Regions from separate parts of the Homo sapiens genome. Here region 2 is linked to region 1. A link is a loop called in an ENCODE intact Hi-C map of the cell type or tissue named here. Cell type or tissue: A673. All regions are shown on one strand.

The links. Hi-C counts contacts between places; a loop is a spot of excess contacts. Peaks named below come from ENCODE experiments on the same cell type or tissue, not always from the same donor. Only the 100,000 strongest peaks of a DNase experiment are listed, where the experiment ranks them.
Region 2: a loop joins it to region 1, with 6 times the contacts of the local background. A loop is called at or near these places in 6 of 110 quality-filtered maps.

What each region holds. Positions count from the first base shown.
Region 1 is chr16:53,889,058-53,897,057 of GRCh38, forward strand. The region is part of intron 7 of FTO (FTO alpha-ketoglutarate dependent dioxygenase); the gene reads left to right. Among named protein-coding and RNA genes, the nearest start is that of FTO-IT1, 150 kb to the right of the region's middle. In A673, a CTCF peak has its summit at 3,205 (motif pointing right); a DNase peak (open chromatin) is centred at 3,234; H3K27ac peaks cover 953 bases.
Region 2 is chr16:55,253,993-55,261,992 of GRCh38, forward strand. No RefSeq gene overlaps it. Among named protein-coding and RNA genes, the nearest start is that of IRX6, 66 kb to the right of the region's middle. In A673, a CTCF peak has its summit at 4,175 (motif pointing left); a DNase peak (open chromatin) is centred at 4,159.

The DNA of each region.
Region 1 (8,000 bases):
CAAGTTAGATTCTTCTTGGTAAGGTGATGGGTATAGCCAGGATTTTGTCAGTACAACCTCAGTTTAGTTCAATAAGCATTTATTGAGTATTTTCTCCTCATAGGGCATGTGCTGGACATATACTATGAAGTGGTGATAAGAGGATAACAATTCGAAAATAATATTTAACATTCATTTGCATTTTTATATGCATCAGGTGCTACTCTGTTTTCTCAGTATTAACTTTAAAAAATTTTTACAGCAATGCTAAGAGGTATAGAAACTTTTCCAGGCCTTAATTTGTGGATGTGAAAACTGAGGGGCAGGGAAATGAAGGGCCTCCCCCAGGGTCACTGAGTAAGTGGCACAGCAAGGTGGAAACTCAGGCAGGCTGGCTCCACAGCTTATGCTCTCAACCACTGTGTCCCAACAGTTGAACAAGGAGAGGGGCACGAATATCACCAGGTATGACATTAGCTAAATTGAAATCTGGTAATAGATGTGAAACGTTAAAAGAAAATCATAGTTCCAGAGGAGGGAGTATTACATTCAGACCACTTGAGCCGGCTGGGATGGTGGTGAAATGGCAGATGTGGTTTTTGGGGCCCTTGGATGCTGAGGAGTATGATGGGATGGGGGATCTGGGGAAGAACATTAGAATCCAGAAACTAAAAACAAGGCCAGAAGTCAGGTGTGACCAGAGCAAGTAGTGCAGATGATGTGGGAGGAAATGTAGCTGGAAGGCAGGTTGAAGCCACATGGAGGTCTTGCATTAAGTCTTAATTTAAATAATAGTAATAATAATAATAATAACAAACACTTACATAATACTTATTAAGTACCAGACATTATTCTAGGTGTTTTCTGTAAAACTTCTTTAACTTTTATGACAACCCACAACATAGGTGTAATATATTCCCCATTTTTCTAACGAGGAGACCAAAACACAAAGGGTTTGTGTAACTTCCTCGAGGTCACCCAGCTAATAGGTGAGGGAGCTGGAATCTGAACTCTAGAAGGCTGCCTCTGGGGTCCTTGCCCTTCACCACCTCACTGTTCTGCCTTCAAACAATTGGATTTGGAATGTAGTAGAAAAGTGGTAAAAGCCTGCAAACTCTGGAGATAGTACCTCTGCACAGAATTTGAAATGTACTGGAAACAATGAACTAATCTGCAAAAATGGATAGCTATTGCTAATCCCTATTTTATTTTTTTAAAGCCATTTTATTGGGGTATGATTGCCCTACAAAAAGCTGTACGTATTTAATGTGTACAACCTGAGTTTAGAGATACATGTACCTTCATGAAACCATCACAGCAGTCTATGCCATAAACCTATCCATCACCTCCAAAAGTTTTCTTCTGTCTTATTTATTATAATTATTATTATTGTGATAAGAACACTTAACATAGGATCTACCCTAATTCCTACTTTATAATAATGAAAATGTCAAGTCACAACTTTGAAGGCCCCAGTTTAAAAGTCTGGATCAGAATCCAAAAGTCCTTGCTTTCCAGACATCTCAAATCTTTAAATCATACCTTTTCATGGATATACGTCTGGGGAAGGAATGTTATAATCCTTTTAATGTATTAATAGTATCACAAAAATTGATTTCTCCAAAGACCTGAATCGATGCAAAACTGAGCATTGTGAAACTGAATTGGAGTTAATGAAAAGTCTGTGCCTAAATCTCCTTAGTCAGTTCTGTTCCTAAACTAAGCCTGTTATGAGTACTCTCCATTTTTATGGGCTGCTTATATAAAGGCAGCTTCAATTTCAGGGCAACATTTTTTCCCCCTACTGTGTAATTCTGATTTTGTCCATTTACATATGAGTTAGAACCTCTTAACTTGATGAACCTTGGCTCTAAGACATCAGCTTGACTTTGAAGTTGTAATTTGACAACTCTGTGAATTAGAGTTGAAGAGCAAATAAGAAAGGAGCTCTTATTGATTTTTTTTTTTTTTTGAGACGGAGTCTTGCTCTGTTGCCCAGGCTGGAGTGCGATGGCGCGATCTCAGCTCACTGCAACCTCCGCCTCCCGAGTTCAAGTGATTCTCCTGCCTCAGCCTCCCTAGTAGCTGGGATAACAGGGGCCCGCCACCATGCCTGGCTAATTTTGGTATTTTTTAGTAGAGATGGGGTTTCACCATGTTGGCCAGGCTGGTCTCCAACTCCTGACCTCAGGTGATCCACCTGCCTCAGCCTCCCAGAGTGTTGGGATTACAGGCGTGAACCACCATGCCTAGCCCTTGATTTTGTTTTTTAAAAACCAAATTAAAAAAAAATTGTTTTTGTTCAAGAGCTTTTTTTTTTTTATTTTTTTTAAGTAAAATCTGGCCCAGCATGGTGGCTAATGCCTGTCTTCTCAGCACTTTGGGAAGCCAAGTTGGGAGGATTGCTTGATCCCAGGAGTTTGAGACTAGCCTGGGCAACATAGTGAGACTTTGTCTCTACTAAATTAAAAAAAATTATCCATGTGTGGTGGTGCATGTCTATGGTCTGAGCTACTTGGGAAGCTGAGGTGGGAGGATCATTGGAGCCCAGGAGTTCAAGGCTACAGTGAGCTGTGATCGCGTTACTGCACTCTAGCCTGGGTGACAGAGTGAGACCTTGTCTCACGTACACACACACAAATAAAAAATAAAATATTTGGTATTGTGAGCTTACAAGTGATATTCATTATGAATTCATTTAAGGAATTTAGTTATATCTATGTAAATTTGTGTATAAATAATTTGAAGGTGGTGGCACATGCGTTAAGAGGAAATATCTGTTATTTGTTTTGTCGCTCTTGTATAAAAAATACTAAAAGGAAAAGCAATTCTGCGAACTCTCTGGTGCTGGTTTCCCAGAAGTTGGCGTGTCATTTCTAAGTGTTCTGAGGGAGATCAGTGGCCTCAGTGTCTCTCCTCAGCGTGTCTTGGGATGATCTTTATCAGCAGAGTGAAGATTTAGGTCCAGATAAAAGGGATGTTTCTTCCAAATTAAATGTAAGCATTGCTTCAAGCCTTTTACAGTGACTTTTTACAAATTCATAGTGATTTCTTTTTTCTATTGGACAAGACAGAACAGAATAATTGTTGGATGAATCTACGGTTCTGTGGTTCTGTTCGTTTAGTACCATCTGGTATTTGTATACTCGGGTGGAATTGGCAGTGGCTGGTTAGATTTCTACTTGGTACCAGCCCACCTCATATTTTCTCAGTTGCAAGCAGTAGGGGGCAATGTTGAGCTACCAGATTGAGGCCCCAAGATGTTAGCCTTTCAGGAAAACGCATACAAAAATACCATTAACTGTCAAGAATTATCCCTGTTGCTTCAAGTTAGCTGTAATCTCCAAGATTCCATAGCACAGGATATCAGTTGTGGGTTAACAAATTCAACAGCAATTTAACATAAAAAGTACAGTGTTTGGTGCACATTTGGATTCTATAGCATTAGACTAATCCAAATGGAATTTCTGAGTGTCCTCACTTTGCTTCCAGGGACTATCTTACTCAAAATTATTATCATTTTAGACAAATGATTCTTTTTTATCTTTATACTTTTTTTTGAATTGTAAAATCGTGCGTGTTGTGGAAGGATTTCTTTAAATCAATGCATTTTGTCTGTTCTGCAAAATAACATCGATCTCTTTTGCTGAGAAAATAAAAAACCTCAGGGAATATGTGCATTACTTTTCCCCTTTTGCTTATGAGTAAAGCAACCTTTATCGGCCCTCGTACCAGGGAAGAGACTTGCGCTGTGATTTCTGTCTTTGTGCTCTTTTTTCACTTTGTGGCTGCAAGGTGTAGTCTCAGGAAGGATATAGAAGAATGGAAAATGAGCTTTGAAATCGCTTTTCTTCCATTAATGGTAATTGCTTCACATGTCATAACCAGTCACATATTTCAAAAAGTTTAGTCAGCTGTCTCTAAAACTCCCCCATCCTCCACTTCCCATTTCCTGTCCCAGAAAACACCATTTTTATCACACTGTTTATTCTTGCCATTTTTTCTCCCAGCGGATAGTTTTACTCCATCCATGCTCTTGTGATGTAAATGTTAAACCTTATATTTGAATGACATTCTGATAAAATATCACATTTTCCCTGAATATTACCTCATGAATTTATGAGCCATTAAGCCCAAAGCAACATAACCCTTTCTTATAACCCAGGAATTTAGTCTGGCCTTTCCCCTCCTCTTTGCTCCCTATTGAGGATGGCATTATAACACTATAATACTATTCAAATATTTGTTTTTTATTTTAATTTTTTTAAAACCCGATGCACTTCCTACCCCCACCGCCCCTGCCATCCAAGATGATTGTATTATGAGAAGACTCTTCAGGATAAGAGAGAGTTACCATTTGAAAGAAACTGTACAGCTGCTTTGCTTTCTGGGTAAAGAGAAATATGAAAAGCTGAAGTCTCCTGTGAGGTGGGCAAGTCTTGCTGTAGCCAGAGATTCAATGGATAGGCCATTTGTCTCTCAGGGTCTGGTATCGCTCTTTGCAAAACTGACATTTATTTTACCTATAAAAATGTTTTAACACTATCAAATTCACAATGATACAGAAAAGAATGCTAGGTGCGAAATCCTCTAAATTGATGACATTTATTCATTTCCTATTGACCTTAAAAAAAAAAAAGGTCAATTTGGTATAATCCAGTGGAAATATTCGACAATCGTTTCCAGAGTAAACATTTTCGAAAGTAGTGATGATTTCGATACTGGAGAGAAATTCTTCTTGCTGTTTTCCTTGGTTTTTTCTTTTAGAATAAAAAGTAGATCCTGATGGTTTTGAATGTTTTGAATTGCGTTTCCTGTTCTGACAATTCCTTGTGCTGTTATAGCAATGCATTTATATGGCAGTTGGCCTTAATAACCTTTATTGACTTTAGTGGGTAGGAGCCAAGACTGGATTATTTTAATGTATCCGTTTGGAAACAGTGTAAAACACAACATATAATTATGTTAGGTAAGCTATAGGCTACATTTAATTCTATCCATTTATGTTAAAATTTGGCACAGGAGAGCAGAGACATGTGGAAAATGAGTAGGTGTTTTATTTAATAATGTAACCAGTTTCTTGTTGTTAAAGTTTTAAGAGAGAAATGTACTTAAGAAGGTAAAGGTTGTGCCTGACAAGTTAGTTATAATAGTTTAATTTTAAGATGAGTCATGCCTTTTCCCCTGCTATTTTGGCCTATGTAAATCATCTGGGAAGGCCCTTGCCAGGAGCCTGCCCATGGCTGTGTGGATGAGTCTTCCTCAGCATAGGTTACACTTCATGTAGTTTACATAGTCATAGGGAATGACTGAGCCGAGCAGTAGTTTGTTTATTTTTGGAGAGATTAATGAAGTTCTCATCACAGTGCTTTAGATTAAATTCTTTAAAACTGAATACAGGAACAAGGCTGCTTTTTCATTTACTGAAATTTTTACTGAGTATACTGGTATTTGCTATTGTATTATAGTTCAATTAGCTAAGTTTATTTTAAACTTCCTTCTAGGATTGAAGATTTTTGGGGATGTGCAGAAGAAAGTGATGGAAATATAAATATCGAATTTTTTTGTTTGCATTAATGGGAAAGTCACCAATTTTTGTGTGTGTGTGTGTGTATAATTTTTTTCACCCTTCTTTTCAGTGTTAATGTGCACATTAAGTTACATCAGCCAACATAATCCAGTCTCCCATTTTTCAGGGTTAGCATTTCTGATTTAAGAGCAGAGTATATTATAGTAATTTAGGATCAGATGTGAGATGTCTAGTGGTTTTAAATTAAAATGTAAATTCTCTTTTTTGACTGGGGCAGTGCTGAGTGACTCAAGATAAGCACAGATTAGAGGTGGATAAAGAGTCATAAGCATCCAAAAATTCAGTTTCTGAAACTGGTGTGCAGGCACTGAGTTTTAGGACCTTTACGTTTAGCTTTGAAAATCTGGAAAAACGAAAAAGTCACTTGCAGCTGGAGCAGCTTAAAATCTTTGGTTTAAATCTTTGGTTTTTGGTTATCTTAAAGGTGTTCAGGGAAGCTCGGTTCTTTCCATTCTCCTTCCTACCCACCCACTCTAATTCCCCACCCACTCCAATTCCCCACAGCTATATTGTTCTATTAAAAGTAAAACATCTGGGGAGAAATTTTACATGTAATTTAGCAGTGAATTTCTTATAAGTTTTTATTCCTTTTTTGATTATCTTATGAATTTCAGAGTTTTCCATTTTTTTCCCTGAGTGTCTGTACCTTTAGTAAGGAATTTTACAAGAAAGTGTTGTGTATCCTGTCTTTTTGGGAAAAAAGAATATACAATTCCAAGAGAATTCAGGCTTAAGCCTCAAAAACACAGTGTGCTTCGAAAGCACAAAGGACTGTGTTTATGATTCTCTTTGAAGTGTTTTTGCAACTGGATAAGGAAAATTTTAGAAACCGTCTGATAGTGTTCAGGGTAAATACTTAAACCCCTTTAGAGAATTTCACACACAGATACTGTGCAGCAGAAAAAAGGGATACTTATGTTTCTTAAAGCTGCTACAGCCTACAGCTTTGTACTTAAAGACAGAGGTGTTGAATAGAATTCTACTGAGGATACATCCAGTGACAGTATCTCCAGGAACATCAGAGCAAACCAGTGGGTAGGACTTTCTGTTTTTAACCCTTACATGAGCTGTGTGAGAGTTGAGCTTTACTGGTACCAAGTCCTAGGATGTGCCTGGTACATCTCAGGAATGTTAAGAGGATCGTTCCTAGTGCCTCTGCTCTGCACACAATAGGAACAACACTAAAAATGCTGAAGATGCTGAGACAAAGTGACAGGAGCTAGGAAATTCCAAGTGACAGCCTTGCCATCTCTCTTAACTCTTAGTGTGTGGAGAGAAAAACTGGAGTAAACAGCCAGGGTTTGTGTTTTAACCTTGTTTCTGTAGGATTTGGCTAAATTTTGACAACCTTCGTTAAATATACACACGCACATGTGCACACACACACATACACACATTTCACACATTCTATATGTAAAGAAAAAAAAGATGAATTCTGCTGCTTTAAATAGTTTTAACCACCCTGAAATTCAAATTGATGTAAAGGTGTGAAGATCCTGCTATTTTCCCTGGGGTGCTATTTTAGCCTTGGCTGCTAGAATTCATTTTGGATTGCTTTGACTAGCAGACTATCATAGCATTTCAGATATGAATTAAGAAACCCTGGTGCAAGATTGGAATGTCAGAAATTTCTCTTTTTCCTGGAAAAGATATAACATAAAACAAATTATGTAACTTATTTCATCTAGGGTTTTTTTTTTTTTGTGGGGAGCATGGTAGAGGGATTAAATTCAGCTCTAGTCTGTTATTTACTTTATTATAATTACCTCTGAAATATCCTAGAAGAATCTCAGTCTAGAAGAATGAAGTAGTGTACAAAATAATAATAATAATCACCAGACCTACAGATTTGAAAGGAAAACAAGATTTCCAAAGGATGTCGTGCCATTTATTTGGAATATTATCAAGATGTTAGAATCTTTTTCCCCCAAGTTGGTTAATGAATAATCACTAAAACTGTTGCCTCTTGAAAAATATTGTTATGATGATCCAATGAGAAAGTTTGTAAAATATAAAACATACATAAATGCAAGGTATCACCAGTATTGATTTTAAAAGGAAGCGTGGAGAGTCTTCAACTGAGGAATCCTTACTTCGAGGCCGGTTGACCGAGTCTTCCTTATTGACAGCATCCCTTTCCTTTCCTAATTTTCCTTCCTCTGGAGCTGGGGTTCAGTCCAGGAGCTAAAGGGACTCACAACAATTTGGAACTCAGCGCTCCTCTTGCAATGCGTCTATCCACTGTGGGTTAAATACTTTGAGAGGCTGGGCTGGGAATCTTTCCATATTGTACAGAAATGTCTCTATGGAGAAATGTACTCCCAGTGCCAAAAAATGACTTACAGAGAGCCCCGGGAACACATTAAGTTGGCCCTTCCGTGCCTTATGGTAACATAACCACCATCCTGCTCCCTCCTCATTGACATCTGCA
Region 2 (8,000 bases), 1.4 Mb after region 1:
TGAGAAGTCTGAGAAACTGTTATAGATTGGAGGCATAAGAGACATGACAATTAAATGTACTGCAAAAATTTGTATTCTACATTAGTGGGGAAACAGTGAAATGCTAATAAAGTCTGGAGGTTAGTTAATAGTAACTGTAGCAATGTTAGTTTCTTAGATGTAACAAATGTCTCATGGTTCTGTAAAATGTTAACATTAGGGGAAGCTGGATGAAGGGCATACAGGAACTCTCTGTACTATCTTTGTAAGTTTTCTGTAAATTTAAAATTATTTCAAAATAAATAAATTTAAATTTAATTTTATTTTAGATTCAGGGATTACATGTGCATGTTTGTTATGTGGGTATATTTTGTAGTGGTGGGGATTGGGCTTTTAGTATACCCATTAACCAAATAGTAAACATTGTACCTGATAAGTAACTCTTCAACCCTGACCCTCCTCTGACTCTCCCCACTTTTGAAGTGAAAATGAAAAGTTTGCTTAATGAGTAAAAACCATAACTTTGTTAAACTTCTGTATACTTAGTTCATAGTTTAACACATACATAGAGAATGTATGACATGTATGTGTGTAATATATGAAGTAGGAATGCATATATAATTGTTTCAGTTTTAGTAACATGTAGTGATAAGGGGCCTTCTTTTTGGACCTCAGGGGTAAGAAGTTGAGTTAATTTTATTCTCTGTTCATGATACCTTGCCATCATTGGTCTGGGCAAGACCTCCTTCACTGTACATGTTTGGTTATCTGATTATTCCCATTAACTCCCATTTCCCTCCTCCCCCATAGGCAACTCTTCTAATGTGTATCTTCATGATTGTTGCATGTATCCTTACAAAATCTGTATTTTTTGTTTGCATGAATATTTAGTCTACATAAGTGGCATCGAGTTACCTATCTCATTATATTTCTTACTTTTTTAACCTAATACCATGCATTGAAGCTCTAGCCCCAATGCTGTCCATACACCTAGTCTGTTGCTTCTATCTGCTTCACAGTTCTCCATGGTGAATGTTTTCAGTTTTCCCAGTGGTAAATCCCTGGACTTTCTCCAAGTTCCCACCACCAGAAAGTAGAACACAATGAATTTCCTCTTGATAGCCCTTCACCATGGACTTGCGTGGGAATTTCCTTGGGGCATATACACAGGGGCAGAATGACTGAGGCTTGATTATACATATGCTAAAGTTGACCAAGTGCTGCCATATTGCTTTCAGAATTATCTTACATCATAGAAGGAAGTTTCTCTACAGCCCAGTCCTCTCAGCATCATGTTTTCAATGCTTAGTGCCTCAATACACCTGGGTATGATTTAAGGAGTGACATGGATGAAAATAGGAAACAGCATCCTAATATTTGCTAAGATTCATTGAGCAGCACTAGCTTTGGACCAAGTATTGTTCTAAGCTTTATATGGGGGGGTAAAATTAGTTCTTGCAACATCCTTTTTGGTAAGTACTATTATTATCTCCATTTTACCCATGAAAGAATGAAGTCGCCGGGTAGTAACATGACGTAGCTGGATTCATTCAGCTGTAACCATAATGTTCTATGGTTCTGGACAGCCTGGCTCTGCTCTCCCATCTCAATCCAGAGCCAGCCCAGACTTCATGAATCTTCCCTCCCAGCCAGGCTACATGGGCTTGGGGCCTCTGAGCAGCACTTAAATTAATTCTGAGGTTTATTTAAAACATAAACCATGCTCAGAATAACATTAGCAATTCAGCTCTTCCAAGGCACCTTTTCTGCCCAAAAGGGGTAACATACCGGATTCTGGAGTGGTCAGAAAGTTGTTCTGAGGTCTCTGAGACAGGTGGACTCACTGTTGACCCCAATTTATAATGCTAAGAAGCGGAGCACAGAAAAAGGTTGCTGGAGAAATAGTAGGGGCGGGAATACTGCCCATGCTGGCGCCGGCTGCACCACGTGCCAATCAATAGTGCTTTATTAGGAGACATAATCAATGTGCAGCAGGCAGACCCAGCCAATTAGGCTTATCGGCTGACAGAGAGGAGCAGGAAGTCTTCCTTTCCTCCTGGTTGTTTTCCTGCTCCATGGAAGAAGTCAGTTCCCGTTTTTTTATCTCTGGGTTCCCACCACGCCATCTCAGTGGGGAGGGAGTTCTGACAGAAAGCAGGTTTAAGCTATCTCAGTCCCCTTGAGCCCAGGGTCAGACCAGCCAGCCCTTAAGGCCAGCTTGCAATAGGAGGCAAAAAAAAAAAAAAAAAATCAGAAACACAATCTATGGGCTTCTTGGCAAAGAAGAAATACCAATTAGGCCTGACCTGGTCATTCTCTCTTTCCTCTTTATCCCCCTCATCCTCCCTACAGGCTTGAGAAATTTCTCACTGGGCTCCTTAAGTGTCTCCTGGGCAGACAGAGGTGGGGGCGGGGAGAACGCACCCCAGTTGGGGCACTTCGAAATATCAGTTTCACAGCAAAAAGGCAGCCCTTTAACATTTAACTGAGACTGATTGTACGCTGGAAAATAGTGTATTTATCAACTGCATCTGTCTTTGCCGCTGCTTTCTCCTTCCAAAAAGATAAATTACTGCAGCAGATAAGGATCCAGCTTTCAGGGCGATCAAATGAACGCCAGGAGTCCTCAAGATAGGAACGGTTTATGAAACCCGGCTCCTGCCCACTTGAGTGAGCCAACTAAGAGGGTGCCAAGAATGTAATGGCCACATGGGTTATTGGCCTTTCCTCCCTGCCGTGGTACATTACACGGGGGTAAGAGAATTTGCTTTTAAAGTATCTTTTGCAGTCTCTTCTAATAAATCACTGAGCAATCCCTGGTGCTTGTTGTGGTCGGTGGTGGTGATCCATGGTGAAACGACAGGCGGGTTTCAGGGCCGGATTTTCCACCAGTGCAGCCTGCGCGTGGTAGGTGAGTGGCAAATGCAGCAAAACAAGATGGTGGCCTCCAAGCAATGAGAGATCGAGAGACACTGCCGCATGCAAGTATCGGGATCTCCTTGACCTTGGCTGGGACTTCACGGGAGGTTTCCGGAGCAGCCCCATGGACTCCCCAGCTTATGATTTAGAACCAGTTGAGCATTTCAGTTAGCAAATTGTATTTAATGCTGTGTAACCTCAGGGCTCTTAATGTAAGATTTGTAGATGCAGAATTCAGAGCTTTAAGAAAGCTTGCCCAACCTCTGGGAAACCAAGAGGGATTTTCAGTCTCTGTAGAGTATTACCTGCCTGTGCATAGGGAAGATGCATAGGAAATGTCTTAAGGGTTCAAGTGTCTATTGTGTCCCTTAGGCGGCTCTACCTTAGTTAAGTGCTAGCTCTTGTCAGTCACGATTGTGTGATATTTGTCGTAAATGTTCTTTATTATTATTATTATTGCTGTTATTATTATTTAGGTCATTTAATTACTCTTAATCTGACCTTGTCTCCCTGTGTAAATATCCCCCTTCTTCCTTGCCATGTGTCTCTGTGCAGATTTGTAGGCAGTTATCAAATCAATCCCTTCTCCGCACCCCACCCCATGCCAATCACCACCTAACCAAACTACATACATATATATTTAGCTCTTTTAATCTTTTTTCTCATAAGGTTCTAATTTTACATTTTCTGGGGTATTTTAGATTTGGCAGAATGGCCTTCGTCTGTGAAGAGTAGAACTTAATTATCAAAAGCTGAGCCGGAGTGAGCTATCCATCACTGGGTGACATATCCTTGCCTGTGTTCATTTGAAAAACATTTTTTTTGTAGCTCTTGGAAGAAGAAAAAAAACAAAGCTGCCAGAAGGAAAAAAGAAAAAAAGGAAGGAAAAGAGAAAAAAGGAAGAAAAAGAAAAAGAAGAAAAAACTTCATTCTGACATTCATCATCCCGCAACACAACCACATAACATATCAAAATATCACAACGTGAGGTATCAAGTGTTGAGAAGGCTCATTTGATTTCTCTCTTGCTTTTCTTTTCTTTTTCTTCTCTTTTTTATTTTGTTGAAAACTGAATCTAGCATGTGAAAGTTAGTCCTGTAAAATGCCTCCTACAGTAAACATCATCTTTTTGACAAGGTTTGCATTATAATTAAGGCCTGTCTGAGTAGCTACGCAACTGCGTGTTGCACTGTTTTCTTTAAGAGACGGGGTTTTTTAACAGCCAGATAAATGCTCAGCGTGGCCCAGCCCAGTGGGACAGCGACACCCTGTGGCCGTGTCTGCTCATGGACCCAGGGTGGGGCCACACAAGGCTTGGCTGGAGGAAGGCCTGTTCAGAAGGGTTCCCAGGGTGAATTCTGGTATTATATTGCCATGTGAATGCTGACAAGATTCGCCAAGAGGGGGCCAGTTTTGAGGCAGAGGAGCCTGTCCTGTGTGATTTAAATGAGATACAGAAGACAAAAGTACCTGGCAGAGGGCCCCACCACAGCAGGCTCTTACCCTGTGCCATACCCCAAATTGCCAGATGCAGAATGAGAGGCCAACTCTTTTCTGACAGGTCCGATTCAATGACACACTAACTCCAAAAGGCTGCCCCTGGAATCTTACCAGAAAGCAACCCTAAACCCCATGTCAGGAACTTCTATCAGCGATCAACAAGACTGGTGACAAATCCACTCAGTCATCCAGAGGCTTCCAAAAGCCTTTGAATAATGAATTCAAATATTTCATCCTTGAGAGGAACGATGGTTTTTGTCAGTTGATTTGTATTCCAGCCATTTATTTAAATAACCAACCGATAAAATACACGTTTTCATAGTAAATAAAATCTGCAGATCCTCACCCCATAATTGGTTAGTCCATCAGCACTTTTATCCATTATATATGGACTTAAATGCAACAAGATGAGGTGGCGTGCTCCCTCCTCTGCAGGAGGACGGCAAATGTTTACAACGGTGGTTGCAGTTTCAGCTAATATTTTCCGGAAACATATATTTGTCATCTCTCTTCTCTAAGTTATTCCAGGTTTCTTCAAAACACATGAATTGAGATCGCTTTGTCCAAATTTATTTATTTTTTCTCTTTTAGTTTGTTGTACTTACCGGGCATAACCAAAAAAGACATTCCCTCTGGCATGCCAAGGCCTGGCGGGTCCTCAACGGCCAATGGCTATTTCCACTCTTTGTTGATTGAGTCCTGGCGCCGTACCCTGAATGCCAGATGCAGAATGAGAGGTCAACTCTTCTCTGGTGGGTTCAAGTCAATGACAAACTAACTCCAAAAGACTGCCCTGGAGTTAACAAACACTCAGAGAAAATACGCAATGAAAATCATCAATTTACCAGGTGGAAAAACAGCCGCCTCCAGAGGCTAAGCCAGGCCAAGCCAGACCAGGATTACTTCCTATGTCTACCCTGTTGAGTGCCTTTATTTATTTATTTATTTATTTATTTTATTTTATTTTATTTTTTTTTTGAGACAAATTCTCACTCTGTCACCCAGGCTGGAATGCAGTGGCACAGTCTTGGCTCACCACAACCTCCGCCTCCCAGGTTCAAGCGATTCTCATGCCTCAGCCTCCCAAGTAGCTGGAACTACAGGCATAAGCCACCACACCCGACTAATCTTTGTATTTTTTAGTAGAGACAAGGTTTTGCCATGTTGGCCAGGCTGATCTCGAACTCCTGGTCTCAAGTGATCTGCCTGCCTCGGCCTCTCAAAGCGCTGGGATTACAGGCGTGAGCCACTGCACCCGGCCTGTTGAGTGTCTTTTACACAGAACACACCAGTTGGTGTTTAAGGGACATCTCTCAAATCCTAAGGCATAAGAAGAGAAAAAAGAGGCCAATGAGAAAAAAATGACGATTATGGTCAAAATACCTAACATTTATTGAGCATTTACTTTCTGCCAGCTACTGTTTAGGCACTTTAAGTTCATTAACTCATTTAATTTTCACAAGAACTCTACAAGGTGGCACTGCTATCATCACTGATGTAAAGATCAGAAAACTGAGACACGAAAGGATTAATTTTTTAGCTGCAGGTCACCGGCTTACTCGGGAGCAGTGGTGGGTTCCTATTCTGAGAGGACTCCAGTGACTAACTGCAAGGTGGCGATGCTGCAGATAATCAACACATGAAATAAACATTTTAGTAGTAAATAAAGCCTGCAGATCCTCATCCCGTAATTTGTTAGTCCATCACCACTTTTGTCCATTACATATGGACACAAACGTAGCAATCTGGAGATCAAATCCATTTTAAAGGTGGGGAGACTGGGAGCCAGGGTGTGGATGTTGGGTGTCCACCGTCACACCAGGTAGCAATGAAGTACCAGGGCCCAGCTTGGCTAATTTTCATGATACTGCACTTGATGTTGCGTGTCAGCCACCCAGGTGCCTGCCAGATGGCATCCACGTTGTGGTACCTTCACCTTGACAGCAAATATGTAAATCTCTGCTCTCAGCCTTGCAGAATCACCATCATTAGAGCCTCAGGAGGGTTTCAAGTCCATTCTTCTTTCCTTTTCTCTGGATCTCATTGTCACCATCAAAGAAAAATAATTACCATGTTAGAGAACAACTCTTTGTTACATGATACAAAAATAGGGCCTCAGGGCACAGTGAGCAAGTGAAAGATGAGAGTGCTCAGTTTTGAGATAAAGCAAATGGGAGGATGTCCACTTGGGACTGATTCAAGAAGGGCCTGGAGATGGTGGCCCTGATTGCACGGATATCCTAAATTCCCTTCTCGCCCCATTAATTCACCTCCACACAATGTCTGACCCCAGATGCATCTCTTCCAATCCCACAGGGCACATAGTGTTTGTCCTACTGTCTTCCCTTCTCACAGTCTCTCTCCTCCTTCAGCTCTCTCCACCATGATGGCATTAGTCTACACTACAATTGCTGCCCACCAGGTCTTTCCAAAGCAATTCAGACCTTTCCATCCCCTGCTCCAAAGCTTTCAATAGTCCCTCACTGCTTATAGAACAAAGTCCTAGGTCCTAAACCTAAGCCCAACTTTTCACTCTTTTTCAACCCCCTCCAAGTCCCCTATGCTCCAGCCAAAGCTAACACAAATTGTCCTGCCTTTGAGCTTTGCTCATGCTTTTCCATCTACCTGCAGGGTTGTTGCACTGCACAACTCCAGGAGGCTCATCTCCATCAGAGGCAATGTGACTAGCACCCAGTGGGGTTGGTCAGTATACAACCTGCACAACTATACCTGGCCACCTGGCCATCTGGATCTTATATCCCACCACACCCATGTCCCTCCATCTAAAGCAAGGTTGTCCAACATGTGGCCTCTAGGCCACATGTGGCCCAGGATGGCTTTGAATATGGCCCAACACAATTTCATAACCTTTCTTAAAACATTATGAGATTTTTTTGCAATTATTTTTAGCTCATCAACTATCATTAATGTCAGTGTATTTTATGTGTTGCCCAAGACAATTCTTCTTCTTCCAATGTGGCCCAGGAAAGCCAAAAGATTGGACACCCCTGAACTAAAGCAAGATTTCTTTAGAGCAGCACTGTTGACATTTTAGAACAGATCATTCTTTGTTATGAAGACATGTCCCGTGCATTGGAGAATGTTTAGCTGCATCGCTGACTTTTTCTCCTCCTAGTTGTGACAACCAGAAATGTCTCCAGGCATTGCCAAAGGTCCCATAGGAGGCAAAATCATCTCTGGTTGAAAGCTGCTGCTCTAAGTCCTACCCGAATTTGAAACTTCACCCTCAAAGCCACCTATTCCACTGACCTGAGAGTGCACTCACTTTCCAGGGAGTATCCCCAGAACTGTGCCCACTCCTCCTCCATTGAAGCACTGAGTTTTTTCTACTTCAAATTATGCAGATATATATGTATGTGTGTCTGTGTATAAATACATATACGTATGTGCAAGTGTACATATGTATGTGTGTATATAAGTATGTATACATATATTTATGTGCATGTGTATATATGTGTGTATGCAAGTGTGTATATATGTACATATGTGCGTATATATCTCTAAGTGTGTGTGTGTATATATACTTATGTGTATGTGTATATAGGTGTGTGTATATATCTAAGTATGTATTTATATATTTA